2 separate regions of the Homo sapiens genome follow, and region 2 is linked to region 1. A link is a loop called in an ENCODE intact Hi-C map of the cell type or tissue named here. Cell type or tissue: Caco-2. All regions are shown on one strand. Each heading gives the region's core, and the rest is flanking DNA. Links, peaks and the distances in the headings are about the cores only.

Region 1 (9,578 bases), core at 1,743-6,742:
AGAAAAGAGAAAAAAAGGAGGAGCCAGGCATGGGGGCTCACACCTATAATCCTAGCACTTTGGGAGGCCGAGGTGAGTGGGTCACTTGAGGTCAGGAGTTCGAGACCAGCCTGGCCAACATGGTGAAACCCCATCTCTACTAAAAATACTAAGATTAGTTGGGCATGGTGGTACATGCCTATAATCCCAGCTATTAGGGAGGCTGAGGCAGGAGAATTGCTTGAACTCAGGAGGCAGAGGTTGCAGTGAGCTGAGATCATGCCAGTGCACACCAGCCAGGGTGACAGAGCAAAAAAAAAAAAAAAAAAGAAAAAAAGAAAAAAAATTTAAATCTTAACACAGGCTACAACAGGGATATACTTCTTAAAGGACATTATGCTAAGTGAAATAAGCCAGTCACAGGCAGACAAATACTTTATGGTTCCACTTAAATGGAATTTGATACCTAGGGTAGTCAAATTCATAAAGACAGAAAGCAGAATGGTGGTTGCTAGGGGTTGGGGGGGCGGAGGAATGGGGAATTATTGTTTGATGGGTACAGAGTTTCAGTTTGGCAAGATGAAAAAGAATTCTGGAGATGGGCTGTGTTGATGGCTGCACAACAGTGTGAATTGTACTTACTACCACTGAACTGTACACCTAAAGATGGTTTCTGAAATTTTCTGTTATATATATTTTACCACAATTAAATCTTTTTTTTTTTCTTTTGTAGATGGAGTCTCGCTCTGTCACCAGGCTGGAGTGCAGTGGCACAATCTCGGATCACTGCAACCTCCGCCTCCCTAGTTCAAGCGATTCTCCTGCCTCAGCCTTCCAAGTAGCTGGAATTACAGGTGCACGCCGCCATGCCCAGCTAATTTTTTATTGTATTTTAGTAGAGACGGGGTTTCACCATGTTGCCCAAGCTGGTCTTGAACTCCTGAGCTCAGGCAATCTACCCACCTCGGCTTCTCAAAGTGCTAAGATTACAGGTGTGAGCCACCGTGCCCAGCCAAAGTTTTTCTTTAAAGTGTGAGTTGTTAGAGGATTAGGCAAAGGGTCGGTGTGGCCAAAGTGTGTAGGGAATGATGGGGAGGTAGAAAATGAAATTAAGAAGGTGGGGAGAGGGCCAGATGCGGTGGCTTACGCCTGTAATCCCATCACTTTGGGAGGTGGAGGCAGGCGGATCACCTAAGGTCAAGAGTTTGAGACCAGCTTAGCCAACATGGTGAAGCCCTGTCTCTACTAAAAATATAAAAATTAGCTGGGCGTGGTGGCAGGCGCCTGTACTCCCAGCTACTTGGGGGACTGACGCACGAGAATCGCTTGAACCCAGGAGGTGGAGGTTGCAGCGAGCTGAGATCGCGCCATTACACTGCAGCCTGGGCGACAAGAGCGAAACTCTGTCTCAAAAAATAAAAATAAAAATAAAGCATGACTCATTCAAATATAGAATGGAGGGCTCGGCATGGTGGCTCATGCCTGTAATCCCAGCACTTTGGAAGGCTGAGGCAGGCAGATAATTTGAGCCCCAGAGTTCGAGACCAGCCTGGGCAATAAGGTGAAACCCTGTCTCTACAAAAAATACAAAAATTAGCAGGGCATGGTGGTGTGCGCCTATAGTCTCAGCTACTTGAGAGGCTGAGGTGGGCAGATGGCATGAGCCCGGAGGTGGAGGTTGCAGTCAGCCAAGATTGCACCATTGTACTCCAGCCTGGGTGACAGAATGAGACCCCATCTCACACAAAACAAAAAACAAAACAAACAAATATAGAATTGACACGTCAGAAAAGTATTCTACTTGTCTAAGAGGAAACAGTCGGATGGTGAAGTTGGTTCAGAGAATGTTTTGAAGAAGTAGGTACTTGAGGAAGTGGGAATTTTAGATACAAAACTGGTTAATCTTCTGCAGGGTAATAAGAACTATAAGCTATGGGATTCTCTTTTGTACTGGAGAGAAATAATTCAAAACTCTACTGGACAAGGCCAGGAACAGTGGCTCATGCCTGTAATCCCAGCATTTTGGGAGGCCGAGGCAGGCAGATCACTTGAAGTCAGGAGCCTGAGACGGTAAAACCCCATCTCTACTAAAAAAAAAAAAAAAAAAAAATTAGCTGGTGGAGCATGCCTGTAGTCCCAGCTACTCGGGAGGCTGAGGCAGAAGAATTGCTTGAACCCAGGAGGTGGAGGTTGCAGTGAGCTGAGATCATGCCACTGCACTCCAGCCTAGGCAACAGAGTGAGACTCCATCTCAAAAACAAAAACAAACAAAAAACAACCAAAAACTGTACTGGACAAAAATCTGGGCCTTTAATCAATCAATACCTATGCAAACAAAGGAACAGTCCCTGGCCTATATAAGTAGTTGGTGGGCTACATCTGGCCTGGCTGCTTGTGTTTGTAATAAGATTTTAATTTTATTATTTTTAAAAATAAGAGATGGGGTCACACTATGTTGGTCTTGAACTCTTGGCCTCAAGCAATCCTCCCGCCTCGGCCGCCCAAAGTGCTGGGATTACAGGTGTGAGCCACCATGCCCGGCCTAAAATACAGTTTTATTGGAACACAGCCATACCCAATTATTTCTGTATCTCCCCAGGATGCTTTTGCTGTACAGAAATGGTGGACCATGATGACCGATAGAGTTGAGTAGTTGACAGATAGGAACCAGCCACAAAGCCTAAAATATTTACTACCTGGACCTTTACAGAAAGAGTTTGCTGATCCCTGCTAGAGAATTAAGTAATCTTTGGGTGAGCTTGTGAAACAAAGTCCTTGATGACATTGAAAGAACTACACTGCCCTCTCTTGGTCTTATTTCCAAAATTTGGATAATTTTTCTTAAAAAGGAGATGTTTGGTTTAAAAATTGGTGGGGCATTTTGAATTGTTATCCGTGGTCTGTATTTCCTAAATCTTCCCGTTCACTCACCCCATAACCCTGCCACCCTCTTTCTACATTGGCGACAATGCCTCTTAGTATCTGTCAAACTTGCATAACGAGATTTAGAAAATATGATTAAGTACAGAGTTTATTCAAGTGCAAGGTTTGAGGATGATCACCTGCGAAACACATACTCCAAAGGAATGGGATCAGTGTTGGAAAGAGAGGAAGCTAAGGTTTCACTTATATAGATAGAAACAGTTGCAGCTGAGTTGCAACATTTTCCATCCAAGGCCCATATGTATGTTACAGTCATTTGATTAAAACAGCTTGCTACATTTCAAGGAAGATGCTTTAACATTCTATGAAGAGGAGTAATGTCCTGAGAGGGTCTTATCTCTGGTGCTAGTGGGTCATTTCTTTCTTTTTTTTTTTCTTGAGATGGAGTTTCCCTCTGTCATCCAGGCTGGAGTGCAGTGGCGTGATCTTGGCTCACTGCAACCTCCGCCTCCTGGGTGCAAGTGATTCTCCTGCCTCAGCCTCCTGAGTAGCTGGGATTACAGGCCTGTGCCACCATGCCTGGCTATTTTTTTTTTTTGGTAGAGACAGGGTTTCCCCATGTTGGTCAGGCTGGTCTTGAACTCCTGACCTTGTGATCTGTCTGCCTCGGCCTCCCAAAATGCTGGGATTACAGGCGTGAGCCACTGTGTATTGCCCAGGCTTGAGTGCAGTGGTGCAATCTCAGCTCACTGCAACCTCTGCCTCCTGAGTTCAAGCAATTCTTCTGCCTCAGCCTCCCAAGTAGCTGGGATTACAGGTGCCCACCACCACGCCCAATTTTTATATTTTTAGTAGAAACGGGGTTTCGCCATATTGGCCAGGCTGGTCCCCAGCTCCTGATCTCAAGTGATTTGCCTGTCTTGGCCTCCCAAAGTGCTGGGATTACAGGCGTGAGCCACCGCACCCGGCCTACTGGGTCATTTCTAATCATTTACAGGACAAGCAGAAGTTGCAACTGCATACTACATGGCCACATTCCTCTCAAGGCTCAGAAGAAAGTTCCAGCAGCTTTAAGTTTGAATTATTTAATTTAAAATATCCCAGCTCTTGGCTGGGCACGGTGGCTCACACCTGTAATCCCAGCACTTTGGGAGGCCGAGGCAGGTGGATCACCTGAGCTCAGGAGTTCGAGACCAGCCTGCCAACATGGCAAAACCCTGTCTCTAATAAAAATGCAAAAATTAGCCAGGCATGGTGGTGGGCGCCTGTAGTCCCAGCTACTCGGGAGGTTGAGACATGAGAATCATTTAAACTTGGGAGGCAGAGGTTGCAGTGAGCCTATATTGGGCCACTGCACTGCAGCCAGGGCAACAGAGTGAGACTCCATCTCAAAATAAATAAATAAATAATAAAATAAAATATCCCAGCTCTTTCCTCTGAGGGTGGAACTTATGAAAGGCTCTTTTTAAGTGCAGGTAGGCCTGGAAAGCAATTGGTGGTGAGTAATGTCCTTTGCAACATCGTTTTTGCTCGAGAAGGCATTCTGTTTCTGACTCCTGTTAAGGCTTCTGTAACTGAAGGCCCATTCTCATGGAAGCTTTCCTTGGGAGGGCCCCTCAGCTCCTTAGAATGAAGCTCTAGAACTGTTGGAAGTTCTGAGAGGGCAATGCTGGTGCCTGCTTGACCACTGCTGTTTCTGGGTCCGGGCACATAGTAGGTGCTCAGTAAATATTTGTTGAGTGAACTAGAGCCAATGAAAGAATAGCATTTTGTCCTCTGCTCCGGGTCAACCCTGTGAGAGGAACCAAGTTTTGGTGACAAAGGCTGCCATCTGCAGGGAATAGGTGAAATGGCATTATTCAGAATTGCTAAATCCTGAGGACCATACAATCGATTTTGAGGCAAGATTAACATATATTTTCTCCTTTCGCTTTCTGGAGAATTAACATCATCTTGTCTTTTCCAATTAAGGAAACCTGAATCCTGCACCCTTTCTCAAATAACATTTTTAAGCTTTTATTTATTTATTTATTTTTTAAGACGGAGTCTTGCTCTGTCACCCAGGCTGGAGTGAAGTGGCGTGATCTCGGCTCACTGCAACCTCCGCCTCCCGGGTTCAAGCAATTCTCTTGCCTCAGCCTCCTGAGTAGCTGGGACTACAGGTGTGTACCACCACGCCCGGCTAATTTATTGTATTTTTAGTAGAGACAGGGTTTCACCGTGTTAGCCAGGATAGTCTCGATCTCCTGACTTCATGATCCGCCTGCCTCGGCCTCCCAAAGTGCTGGGATTACAGGCGTGAGCCACCAAGCCTGGACAGCTTTTGTTGTCTTTTAAATGGAGACAGGGTTTTGCTCTGTCACCCAGGCTGAAGTGCAGTAGCATGATCATAGCTCACTGCAGCTTCCAACTCCAGGGCTCAAGCGATCCTCCCATTTCAGCCTCCCGAGTAGCTAGGACTGGTGTGTGGCAACACATCTGGCTAATTTGTTTTTGTTTTTTTGTGGAGAAAGAGTCTTGCTATATTGTCCAGGCTGCATTTTAAAGCTTTTTGAGGGCTTAGTTAGCCATGCTGCATACTGTATACACCATGCTGTATGCACAAAACTGGTACCTAAGTACCACTATTTCCCTGTTTTATAGACGAAGAATCTGAACACAGAAAGCATGCCCAAAGTTATAGTGCTAGCAAGTGGCAGAACTAGGGATTTGAACCCAAACACTGTGGCTTCAGAAAGTGTGCTCGTTTTCTCTTTTCTTTTCTTTCCTTCCTTCTTTCTTTTTTTTTTTTTTTTTAAGACAGAGTCTCACTCTGTCACCCAGGCTGGAGTGCAGAGGCAATCTCAGCTCACTGCAACCTCTGCCTCCCGGGTTCAAGGGATTCTCGTGCCTCAGCCTCCCAAGTAGCTGTGACTACAGGCGCCCGCCACCAGGCCCCAGTAATTTTTGTATTTTTTAAACATTTTTCAGTAGAGAAAGGGTTTCACCATGTTGGCCAGGCTGGTCCGGAACTCCTGACCTCAAGTGATCTGCTCGCCTTAGCGTCCCAAAATGCTGGGATTACAGGCGTGAGTCACTACGCCCGGCCCAGTAGACCTTTTTTTTTTTTTTTTTTTTTGAGACAGAATCACACTTTGTGGCCCAAGCTGGAGTGCAGTGGTGCGATTTCGGCTCACTGCAACCTCCACCTCCTAGGTTCAGGCAATTCTCCTGTCTTAGCCTCCCAAGTAGCTGGGATTACAGGTGCACACCACCACGCCCAGCTAATTTTTTTGCATTTTTAGTAGTGACGGGGTTTCACCATGTTTGCCAGGCTGGTTTTGAATTCCTGACCTCAAGCCATCCGCCCGTCTTGGCCTCCCAAAGTTCCAGGATTACAGGTGTGAGCTACCGTGCCTGGCCTAGATCTTCTTTTTAAAAGCAGTTTTAGGTTCACAGCAAAATTGAGCAGAAGGTACAGAGATATATCCCCTGGATCACACAGGCCTAGCCTCCCCCATTATAGAATCTGTGCTTCTAATCATTTCACTATATTATCTCTCCATGCCTGATAGGAAAATATTTACATAAAACATATAGAAACATGGCAGATTGAGCCCATGCAGTTATCTCTGCTCTCTCCTGAAACACTCCTAAAATACTAGCAAAGGAATCAAAGAGGTATAAACCCACAAAGAGTGGGAGAAGACTGCTCATGAGAGATCTCAAATCCTTTTTAGAAGATAGAATGTAGATGAGTGGTTTACTTGGGAGGAGAAACCCTAGTTCTTGCAGGAGTTGCCAATGAGTAGCAAGGCACTTAGAGCTGATAAACCCCAGAAAGGCTCAGGAATTGGTTGAAGGCCCCTGTGCTGAGAGGTGGGACTGAAAACCAATAATTGATTGAATATAAATACCATCTGGGGGAAGCGTTAGACCCCTGATTCTCCTCCTTGTCACTCCCTAACCCCAATCTCTGCAGAAGATGAGATGCTTATTCCCTGGAGAACTTGAACCAGAGAAGTTCTGGGTCCAGGGATAGCAATCAGAGAAAACACTTGGAGGCGAGGCAACATCCTAAAAACAGAGGGATTAAATGAAAGTGTGCAGGCTGGGCACGGTGGTTCACGCCTGTAATCCCAGCACTTTGGGAGGCCGAGGTGGGTGGATCACCTGAGGTCGGCAGTTCAAGACCAGCCTGACCAATGTGGAGAAACCCCGCCTCTACTAAAAATACAAAAATTAGCTGGATGTGGTGGCAGGCGCCTGCAGTCCCAGTTACTCGGGAGGATGAGGCAGGAGAATCTCTTGAACCTGGGAGGTGGAGGTCACAGTGAGCTGAGATCATGCCACTACACTCCAGCCTGGGCAACAGAGTGAGACTCTGTCTCAAAAAGAAAGTGTGCAGCTAAAAACATTCTTAACATATTTTAAATAATCCTATGGTTGTGTGGTAGTATTGGTATCATTATTCTGTATTATTAGTATTGTTATTGGTATTGTTATTCTCTTTTTTTTGGGTGGAGGGATGGAGTCTTAATTGGAAGCATCAGTATGATGGATTTTATCTTGAAGAATACGTATTTCTGACCAGGGGCAGTGGCTCACGCCTGTAATCCCAGCACTTTGGGAGGCTGAGGTGGGTGGATCACTTGAGGTCAGGAGTTTGAGGCCAGCCTGGCCAACATTGTGAAACCCTGTCTCTACTGAAAATACAAAAATTAGCTGGGCGCTGTGGCATGTGCCTGTAATCCCAGCTACTTGGGAGGCGGAGGCAGGAGAATCGCTTGACCCTGGGAGGTGGAGGTTACAGTGAGCAGTGAGCCGAGATGGTGCCACTGCACTCCAGCCTGGGCAACAGAGAAAGACTCCATCTCAAAAAAAAAAAAAGAAAACAAACAAACAAAAAACGGCTGGGCGTGGTGGCTTACGCCTGTAATCCCAGCACTTTGGGAGGCCAAGGCGGGTGGATCACCTGAGGTCAGGAGTTTGAGACCAGCCTGACCAACATGGTGAAACCCCGTCTCTACTAAAAATAAAAAATTAGCCGGGAGAGGTGGTGTGTACCTGTGATCCCAGCTACTCAGGAGGCTGAGGCAGGGGAATCGCTTGAACCCGGGAGGCGGGGGTTGCAGTGAGCCAAGATCACGCCTTTGCACTCCAGACTGGGCAACAAGGGTGAAACTCTGTCTCAAGAAAAAAAAAAAAAAAAAAAAGAGGAAGAAGAAGAAGAATTCACTAACAGGCTGCCAGTAGCCAGTAAAAAGTAAGTGAAAGAGGAACTATCTGCAGGTCCCGAGGAAAGAATGAAAACATATTTACAACACAGAAACAGAAATAGCGGTGGAGGAGGAGAGAGCAGGGTCGCTCAGTGGGACCAGGAAGCCAGCTTACTTTCATTTTTTGAAGCTCCTTATATACAGAAAAAACAAATTTATTTTTTCATTTCACATTTGACAAATACTTTCAGCACCCCAAGATTAAAATGTAATGTAGATGTGCTGTCACCAGGTGATTGGATTTCTTTCTTTCTTTTTTTTTTTTTTTTGAGACGGAGTCTCACTCTGTCATTAGGCTGGAGTGAAGTGGTGCGATCTCAGCTCACTGCAACCTCCGTCTCCCAAGTTCAAGTGATTCTCCTTGCCTCAGCCTCCCAAGTAGCTAGGATTACAGGTGCCCACCACCACGCCTGGCTAATTTTTTTGTATTTTTAGTAGAGACGGGTTTTCACTATGTTGGCCAGGCTGGTCTCAAACTCCTGACCTCCTGATCCACCTGCCTCGGCCTCCGAAAGTGCTGGGATTACAGGCGTGAGCTGCCGCGTTGGGCCGTGATTGGATTTCTTAAAAGCCAGTTAATGAAACTGCAAGCAGAAGCCACCATACACCTATCAGAATAACTAAAAACAAAAATGAAAACAAAGGTGGCCATCCTAAGTGCCCGTGAGCATGGGAAACTGGGACTCTCATACCTTGTTATTGGGAAGGCAAATGGGCCAGTCACTTTGGAAAAAACTGGGCAGTTTCTTATATATTTAAACACATACTGACCATAAAACCCAGAAATCTCACTCCTAGGTATGTATATAAGAGAAATGAAACATATGTTTTATTTTTAACCACCAAAACCTAGAAAAACCCAAATTCCTTCAACTGATGAATGGATGGATAAATTGCAAAGGAGCCATTTTTGTAATACTTGCCACCAATAAAAAGAATGGACTGGGGCCGGACGTGGTGGCTCATGCCTGTAATCCCAGCACTTTGGGAGTCCAAGGCAGGTGGATCACCTGAGGTTGGGAGTTCAAGACCAGCCTGACCAACATGGAGAAACCTCGTCTCTACTAAAAATACAAAATTAGCTGGGCATGGTGGCACATGCCTGTAATCCCAGCTATTCGGGAGGCTGAGGCAGGAAAATCATTTGAACCCAGGAGGTGGAGGTTGCGCTGAGCCAAGATCATGCCATTGCACTTCAGCCTGGGCAACAAGAGCGAAACTCCATCTCAAAAAAAAAAAAAAAAAAAAAAGAATGGACTGGGCCAAGCACGGTGGCTCATGCCTCTAATCCCAGCACTTTGGGAGGCTGAGGCAGGAGGATCATTTGAGGCAGGAGTTTGAGATCAACCTGGGCAACATAGTGAAACCCCGTCTCTACAAAAAATTGTAAAAAATAAAAAAATAATGAACTGAAAGAAATTTTTGCATATATGGCTAGAGGAGTTTCAACAAGCATGC
Region 2 (9,578 bases), core at 2,690-7,689, 250 kb before region 1:
CTGTTGATCTTCATCTATTTAAATAGGTATTCTAACGTTTCCTCTCTGTATTTCATGAAGCTGATTTCCTCTCTCTTTCCTTTTCAGCAATACTGGAGTAACCGCTTCCTAAACCATTTTGCAGAAATGTAAGGGTGTTCGGTTGCGTGCATGTGCGTTTTTAGCAACACATCTACCAACCCTGTGCATGACTGATGTTGGGGAAAAAGAAAAGTAAAAAACTTCCCAACTCACTTTGTGTTATGTGGAGGAAATGTGTATTACCAATGGGGTTGTTAGCTTTTAAATCAAAATACTGATTACAGATGTACAATTTAGCTTAATCAGAAAGCCTCTCCAGAGAAGTTTGGTTTCTTTGCTGCAAGAGGAATGAGGCTCTGTAACCTTATCTAAGAACTTGGAAGCCGTCAGCCAAGTCGCCACATTTCTCTGCAAAATGTCATAGCTTATATAAATGTACAGTATTCAATTGTAATGCATGCCTTCGGTTGTAAGTAGCCAGATCCCTCTCCAGTGACATTGGAACATGCTACTTTTTAATTGGCCCTGTACAGTTTGCTTATTTATAAATTCATTAAAAACACTACAGGTGTTGAATGGTTAAAATGTAGGCCTCCAGTTCATTTTCAGTTATTTTCTGAGTGTGCAGACAGCTATTTCGCACTGTATTAAATGTAACTTATTTAATGAAATCAGAAGCAGTAGACAGATGTTGGTGCAATACAAATATTGTGATGCATTTATCTTAATAAAATGCTAAATGTCAATTTATCACTGCGCATGTTTGACTTTAGACTGTAAATAGAGATCAGTTTGTTTCTTTCTGTGCTGGTAACAATGAGCGTCGCACAGACATGGTTTCAGGTAAATAAATCTATTCTATGATAAATTCTCAGTGTGGTGGTGACTGTTCTGTGGGAGGGGGACTGATGGGCACCAAGGGCCTCCACTCCGCACCCGGGCCTGCCCCTCTACAGGGAAGCAGGGGAGGCTCAGTCTGGGCAGGGTGGCCATGTGACTAGAGGGGACAGGAACCTCTTGGACTCGACTTCACAGTAGACAGGCTGACTGGCAGCAGGTCCGCCCATGTGAAGCCCACCCTGGCTCCCTACCCTTTAAGGATGGGGGAAGCTGAGTGTGTGTTACCAGTGGGGTCTTAAACACACAAGGCCTCACTCGTCAGTGTGGTGAAGAAAGCCAAGACTCCGCGCTCTCCATTGTTAGCAGCCTGGAAAGATCTGGAGACTAGCAATGGAGAGATGTTTCTTAGGCTGTTCAGATCCAAAACTTCCACATTCCCCGTTGTTGATAGGTATGGGATGGAGAGGTGAACAGAACTGAAGCAGCTGTTGGAATTCATTTGCTGGTTACTTTAGTGCTTATTTGGCAGTGATGGGTTTGGGATTGGGTTTTTGGTTTTGCACATTCCCTAAGATGATTCTTTATCACTTTAAAAAATACCAGGATACAAGGATAGCTGGATGATTCTATAAATCTAATTTTTAAAACTATCAGTTCTGGGTAGGCACGGTGGCTCACGCCTGCAATCCCAGCACTTTGGGAGGCCGAGGCAGGCAGATCACAAGGTAGGAGATCGAGACCATCCTGGCTAACACGATGAAACCCCGTCTCTACTAAAAAAAATTGCCGGGTGCGGTGGCTCACGCCTGTAATCCCAGCACTTTGGGAGGCCGAGGCGGGCGAATCATGAGGTCAGGAGATTGAGACCATCCTGGCTAACATGGTGAAACCCCGTCTCCACTAAAAATTCAAAAAATTAGCCGGGCGTGGTGGTGGGTGCCTATAGTCCCAGCTACTCAGGAGGCTGAGGCAGGAGAACGGCATGAACCCGGGAGGCGGAGCTTGCAGTGAGCCGAGATCGCACCATTGCACTCCAGCCTGGGTGACAGAGCAAGACTCCGTCTCAAAAAAAAAAAAAAAAAACAACAACGAAAATACAAAAAATTAGCTGGGCATGGTGGCAGTTGCCTGTAGTCCCAGCTACTCAGGAGGCTGAGGCAAGAGAATGAATGGCGTGAACGTGCCACTGCATTCCAGCCTGGGCGACACAGCGAGACTCTACTGATCAGTTCTGCTGATGGAGAAAAAAAATTTGATAAAATTTAACATCCATTTTCTAAAAATTATTCCTATGTACCATTTATTATTAGAAACCAAAAGTGTTAACGCTTTAGAGTTGCATTCCAAGTCCACTCTTGCCCACTACCAAACACTGTTCTAGAGGTGCTAGTCAGTACAATCGGGCACGAGAAGGAAAAAATGCCTTGGAATGAACAAAAAGCGATCAGGGGTCATACTGGGTCAATGTTCCTAGACAGGAACTATTTTGTTCCTAGTTAGAAATGTTTAATGATTCAGGGAAAATTGACAGCTGAATGGGAGTGACATATAATTCATACTGATATATGAGAATACCAATGGTGGCCTTAGGCCAATCCTAACAAACATCAGGCAGACAAAAACCAAGGAAGCACACCAAACCTCTTAAAGCTATGGTAATTCAGTGCATCACTTGAGAAGGGTGGTGTTTCAGCTTAGTAGGTAATAGTTGGATTATTATGTGGGGGGTCATCTTGAGAAAAATAAAGCTGTATCCCTTACACCCAATAAATTGCAAACGGATCAAAATACTTGGAAAATGCAACTATACCCCCAAAAGAAACATGGTTAAATGGTGTAAACGAGAGAAAACAAATAGCTCATGTGAAAAGATGCTCAACTCCACTGGCAAATTAAAATCACGAGGTAACGTCTCGAGAAGTGGGTCTTCTGATGCCAAGGATGGAGCAGCTTGCGAGGATGAACTCTAGGGAATGACCGAAATCACTCAGCCTAGAGGTGTTCTCAACACCCTTACCCCTGCCCCCGCCCCAAGCAGGTCCACTCCTAGAGAATCTCACACATGGGGAAGAGCCACAGCAGAGTTTTTGGAGAAAAATGAAACCACCAGCAGGAAAATGGGTGAGTACATTCAGGCATATTCAGATGATGCTCAGCTATGAAATAAGCTAGAACTACGTTATCAACCTAAATAAATCCTGAACAGTGAAGCCAAGTGCAGCAACATATCAATATGCACAATACCGCCTCATATCCTCTAAACGTGGCCCACGGGCCAGGCTGGCTGAGAGAAAGTGTGTACACCAGAGTGTACATCAACGTGGACTAGTACCAAACAGATTGGTAATGAGTTTGTGGACATCAGCCAGAGGCTGTGAAAGCCCGAATCGATAGTGGTTAATTCAGTGAGGGAGAGGGGCGGAGACGAGGAAAGGCAGATACTGCTTTACCTATCAGTAAGGAAAGTATAGACAGAGGTGTTCATTATGCCTGTTTGCGTGTCAGATTTTCATTTTTGGGGAGGGTGGGAAGTGACAGTGTCCCAGGCTGGGGTGCAACGGTGCCATCATGGCTTGCTGCAGCCTCAACCTCCTGGGTTCAAGCGATCCTCCTGCCTCAGCCTCTTGAGTAGCTAAGACTATAAGTGCACACTACCACACCTGGCAAATTTTATAATTTTTGGTAGAAATGGGATCTTGCTACTTGCCCAGGCTGGTCTTGAACTCCTGGCCTCTAGTGACCCTCTCATGTCAGCTCCCCTAGTCGCTGGGATTACAAGCATAAGCTACCACACACAGCTCTCAGATTTTTAAATATCTATATCCTTTGATCAAGAACTTCACTTTCCTGAAATCCTCCCATATGTTCAAAAAGTATAATCCCTACTGCACTCTTGTAGCAGAAGAGTGGAAATAAGCTGATGTTCATCAAGAGGCAAGAACTGAATAAGGTAGAGAGCATTCAAACCATGGAATACCGTGCAGCCTTTGAAAAAGACAAGGTACACGTGTGTACGAGCAAGGAATGATGTCTGATATACGTTGTCTGCCCAGGGAAATATTCAATTACAGAGCAGTTTGTATTATAATCTACCATTTTTTAGAAACAGAAGGAAGTTAACAGTTTCTAGTAATGACAGTTGCTGAGAATAACAAAATGCTGCATATAGATGGCAGATGGTGGAAGCCAGGTCTCTCTGTTGGAGTGGGAGGAAGCAGAGGAAGCAAGGGGAGAAGCTAAGATAAGCAAGGGGAGGAAGCTAGAATAATCCATGTGGTAATGAATTAGAGCCGGAGATATCAGGATGAAGTCATGTTTAGCTTCATATGTACGGATGGTTTCATATAGAAACACTGATAGTGGCGAGGCACAGTGACTCACGCCTATAATCTCAGCACTTTAGGAGGCTGAGGCAGGAGGATGAGGAGCCCAGCAGTTTGAGACCAGCCTGGGCAACACAGTGAGACCCCACATCTACAAAAAATTTTAAAAATTAGCCAGGCATGGTGGTGCCTGCCTGTAGTCCCAGCTACTCTGGAGGCTGAGGCAGGAGGATCACCTGAACCCAGCAGGACAAGATCACACCAGTGCACTCCACCCTGCACGACGCAGCGAGAGCCTGTTTCAAGAAAAGGAAAAAAGAAAAACTGCTGACTGTGATGTGTATATACACTGGTCACTACACACATGCATTTCCTTGTACTGTCAGCTCAGAAGGCAATGAACACACTTGGCTTCCAGTGTTAGGTTTCTAATGCCATTCTCCAGTAAAAAAGGGCTCCTTGGAGAAATGGCTGATTCTAGAGATGGGACAGAAAACGTACAGTACGTGCCTGAAGAATACCAAAGCACCAGAAAGGAAGGGCTCAAAAACAGCAATCAAAGATGTGGTTATGTGAAAGGAACACAGGAGCCAACTGAAAAAGCCACAACAGCCGAAGAATGTGAGCAACAAAATAAAGCAGTATTGGACTAGAATCCAAAGTATAAATATCCATAAGTCCACGCTGACATAAACAAATAAATAAATGGGGGTGACTACAAATCTTCCATGCAGAATTCCAAGTAATTTACATGGACACTGCCTCAGGAGGTGGAGACTCACCTCCTCTGTGGGCTGTGCAATGTTCCAAAGAGTACATACAGTAGGGATGGGAAAGTGCCCGTCACTGTGGAGACCTGACATGCTACCTCAGCCAGGGGGCGTCATCTTGAAAGCATGGGCCCTTGATCTGAAGTGATGAAAATGGCATTTTACCTTTGTGGTCTTCCTCTCAAAATACACAACCTCAGTCTAATCATCATCAGAAAACACCTGACCAATCCCCAAACGAAAAATCCCTGACTGGTATTCCTCAAAACTGTTGAGGTCATCAAACCAGGAAAGTGAGAAAAGTATAATCATCAGAATGTAAAAACGAATGGGGCCAGGTGCAGTGGCTCACGCCTGTAATCCCAGCACTTTGGGAGGCCAAGGTAGTTGGATCACTTGAGGTCAGGAGTTCAAGACCAGCCTGATCAACATGGTGAAACCCCATCTCTACTAAAAATACAAAAAAATTACCTGGGCATGATGGTGCATGCCTGTAATCCCAGCTACTCAGGAGGCTGAGGCAGGAGAATCGCTTAAACCTGGGAGGCGGAGGTTGCAGCAGTGAGCCGAGATCAAGCCACTGCATTCTCGGCTGGGCAACAGAGAGAGACTCTGTCTCCACAAAAAAAAAAAAAAAAAGGCCGGGCGCGGTGGCTCACGCCTGTAATCCCAGCACTGGGAGGCCAAGGCAGGTGGATCATGAGGTCAGGAGATTGAGATCATCCTGGCTAACATGGTGAAACCCCATCTCTACTAAAAATACAAAAAAAAAAAAAAGAAAGAAAGAAATTAGCCAGGCATGGTGGCGGGCGCCTGTAGTCCCAGCTACTCAGGAGGCTGAGGCAGGAGGATGGTGTGAACCCAGGAGGCGGAGCTTGCAGTGAGCCGAGATTGCACCACTGCACCCCAGCCTGGGCAACAGAGGGAGACTCCATCTCACCAAAAAAAAGAATAAAAAAAAGGTTGGCCAGCCTGGGCAATATAGTGAGACCTCAAATCGGCAAAAAATTTAAAAATTGGCCAGGCAAGGTGGCTCATGACTGTAATCCCAGCACTTTGGGAAGCTGAGGAGGGTGGATCGCGAGGTCAGCAGTTCAAGACCAGCCTGGCCAAGATGGGGAGACCCCGTGTTTACTAAAAATACAAAAAAAAAAAAAAATAGCCAGGTGAAGTGGCAGGCACCTGTAAACCCAGCTACTTGGGAGGCTGAGGCAGGAGAATCGTTTGAACCCGGGGGGCGTAGGTTGCAGTGAGCAGAGATTGCGCCATTGCACTCCAGCCTGGCTGGGCGATTGAGACTCCGTCTCAAAAAAATAAATAAATAAAAATTAAAAATTATCCTGGCATAGTAGCACATGCCTGTAGTCCCAGCTACTGAGGGGCCCAAGGCGTGAGGATCACGTGGGCACAGGAGTTTGAGGTTACAGTGAGCTGACTGCACCACTGGACTCTAGCCTGAACACAGCAAGACCCTGCCTGTCGCAAAAAAAAAAAACAAAAACAAAAACAAAACAACTTCATGGTTGGATGTGGCATCAAAATTGACACAGCAAAATAATGAATGAGGCTGGGCGCGGTGGCTCACGCCTGTAATCCCAGCACTTTCGGAGGCCAAGGCAGGCAGATCACCTGAGGTCGGGAGTTTGAGACCAGCCTGACCAACATGGAGAAATCCCGTCTCTACTGAAAATACAAAATTAGCCCAGCCTGGTGGCAGTAGCCTGTAATCCCAGCTACTTGGGAGACTGAGGCAGGAGAATCACTTGAACCCGGGAAGTAGAGGTTGCAGTGAAACGAGATCGTGCTATTGCACTCCAGCCTGAGCAACAAGAGCGAAACTCTGTCTCAAAAAATAATAATAATAATAATGAAATGGTCGATGAGAATAAATTAATTAGAATGCAGCAGAAGGTGAGGGTGGGGAGAAAAGGCTAGAAAACATGCAGGAAAGGTAAGATACCTAGAAGACAGACTGAGAAAAGCGACAAAGTCAAATATACATTTCACTACCTTCAAAAGAGGGCCAGGCACAGTGGCTCACGCCTGTAATCTCAGCACTTTGTGAGACTGAAGCTGGAGGATCACTTGAGCCCAGGAGTATGGAACAGTCTCGGCTACTTGGGAAGCTGAGGCAGGAAGATCACTTGAGGCCAGAAGGTGGAAGCTGCAGTGGCCATGAGTATACCACTGCACTCCAGCCTGGACCACAGGCACATGCTGTCACATCTGGCTAATTAAAAAAAAATTTTTTTTACTGGGTGTGGTGGCGCATGCCTGTGCAGCTACTCGGGAGGCTGAGATGGGAGGATCACTTAAGTCCAGGATACAGGATAACTAAAAAGAAATCCAGGCTAGGTATGGTGGTTCACACACGTAATCTCAGCACTTTGGGAGGCCCAAGGTGGGAGGGCTGCTTGAGCCCAGTACTTTGAAACCAACCTGGGAAACAGCAAAAAACCATCTCTACCGAAAAAAACAAAAACAAAAATTAGGTGGGCATGGTAGTACATTCCTATATTCCGCATTCCCAGCTACTTTGGAGGCTGAGGCGGGAGGATGTCTTGAGTCTGGGAGGCGGAGGTTGCAGTGAGCTGAGATTGCACCACCGCACTTCCCAGCCTGAAGGACAGAGCCAGATCCTATCTCAAAAAAAAAAAAAAAAAAAAAAAAAAAAAAAGAGAGAGAGAAGTCAATCATTCCAGCCCTAGTAATAAACTGCAGAAAACCAAAGAAAATCTTAAGAGCAGTGGGGGACGGGGCAGAGGTAAATATCATCTTCAAAGGAGACTGACATTACAACAGTAACAATGAAAGCCAGAAACCAACGGGATGGCAGCTTCATGTGCTGAAGGCGATTAATGGCAACCTGGAGAGAGTATGTAGTATTTAAGCATATAGTATTCAGGGTGAAATAAAGATATTTTTAGGCAAAAACAGGGTTCAGGCCGGGCACAGTGGCTCATGCCTGTAATCCCAGCACTTTCAGAGGCCAAGGTGGGAGGACCATTTGAGGTCAAGAGTTTGAGACCAGCCTGGCCCAACATGGTGAAACCCCATCTCTACTAAAAATACAAAAACTAGCTGGGCGGTAGTGGTGCACATCTGTAATCCCAGCTACTCAGGAGTCTGAGGCAGGAGAATCACTTGAGCCTGGAAGATGGAGGTTGTAGTGAGCCGAGATCATACCACTCCAGCCTGAGCAACACAGTGAGACCCTGTCTCAAAAAAAAAAAAAAAAAAAGAAAGAAAAGAAAGAAACAGTTCTTCATCAGCAGACCCACACTAAGGGAAACTCCAGATGGGGTGGGTGTAAACAGAATTTAAATGATCTGAGAGCTTTTGTCATCCAAGAGGACAGACAGTAAAGACATCAGTTAACTTTAGGTGTGGATATGTTAAATAAATACATTGCAATTCCTAGGATAACCACTAAAGGAACAGAAACACAGGCCAGACTAGCATGCTGCCTGAAGGAAAAAAAGGAACCTAAAATTACAGAATAGCAAGGATAAGATGATAGATTCCAACCCCAAATATAATCAATAACAACGTTTTAAGAATATACTAAATATGTTATTCCTGTTCCTCTATTACAAGAGAATGATTTTAGCATGGCTGAGACATTCCTATTTTGGAAAGCAATCTGTACATTTTTTTTTTTTTTTTTTTGAGACAGAGTCTCGCACTGTTGCCCAGGCTGGAGTGCAGTGGCATGATCTTAGCTCACTGCAAGCTCCGCCTTCCAGGTTCACGCTATTCTCCTGCCTCAGCCTCCCAAGTAGTTGGGACTACAGGCACCTGCCACCACGCCCAGCTAATTTTTTTTTTCTGTATTTTTAGTAGAGCCAGGTTTCACTGTGTTAGACAGGATGGTCTCGATCTCCTGACCTCGTGATCCATCCGCCTCAGCCTCCCAAAGTGCTGGGATTACAAGCATGAGCCACCGTGCCCAGCCTAGCAATCTGTACTTCTGACAGGACTCCCTGCAGGGGGAGGAGAGAAAAACATGTCCAGTAGTCAGCCAGTGAGTGTTGGTAAAGTTTAAATTGGATGTTTTTCCATCAAAATAAGTAGAGGCTGGGTGCAGTAGCTCACACCTGTAATCCCGGTAATTTGGGAGGCCAAGGCAGAAGGATCACTTGAGCCCAGGAGTTCGAGACCAGCCTGAGTAACATAGTGAGAACCTTGTTGCTACAAAAAATTAGCCAAGGCCGGACACAGTAGCTCATGCCTATAATCCCAGCACTTTGGGAGGCTGAGGTGGGCAGATCATGAGGTCAGGAGTTCGAGACAAGCCTGATCAACATGGTGAAACCCCATCTCTACTAAAAATACAAAAATTAGCCAGGTGTGGTGCACATAAGTAGCAATCATAAAAATGTATTTTGTAAGTTTGGAAATTACTGGGCGACAGAGTGAGACTCCATCTAAAAAAAAAAAAAATTAGCCGAGTGTGGTGACGTGTGCCTGTAGTCCCAGCTACTAGGGAGGCTGAGGCAGGAGGATCACTTGAGCCTGGGAGGTTGATGCTGAAGTGAGCCACGATCACGCCACTGCACTCCAGCTTGCACAAGAGTGAGACCCTGTCTCAAGAAAATAAATAAGTAGAAATCATAAAAATGTG

What was found. A loop is a pair of places that touch in the nucleus more often than their neighbours do. Peaks named below come from ENCODE experiments on the same cell type or tissue, not always from the same donor. Only the 100,000 strongest peaks of a DNase experiment are listed, where the experiment ranks them.
Region 2: it touches region 1 in a loop (27-fold over the local background); 6 of 110 quality-filtered maps call a loop at or near these places.

The regions. Positions count from the first base shown.
Region 1 is chr12:110,597,700-110,607,277 of GRCh38, forward strand. No RefSeq gene overlaps it. Among named protein-coding and RNA genes, the nearest start is that of TCTN1, 12 kb to the right of the region's middle. In Caco-2, for the core only: CTCF peaks have their summits at 2,747 (motif pointing left) and 4,672 (motif pointing left); a DNase peak (open chromatin) is centred at 4,652.
Region 2 is chr12:110,350,205-110,359,782 of GRCh38, forward strand. ATP2A2 (ATPase sarcoplasmic/endoplasmic reticulum Ca2+ transporting 2) reads left to right here. Exons shown (of 20, transcript NM_170665.4): 20 at 1-889. Among named protein-coding and RNA genes, the nearest start is that of ANAPC7, 49 kb to the right of the region's middle. RefSeq lists a silencer at 1,169-1,369. In Caco-2, for the core only: no CTCF peak of the experiment used is centred there; a DNase peak (open chromatin) is centred at 5,027.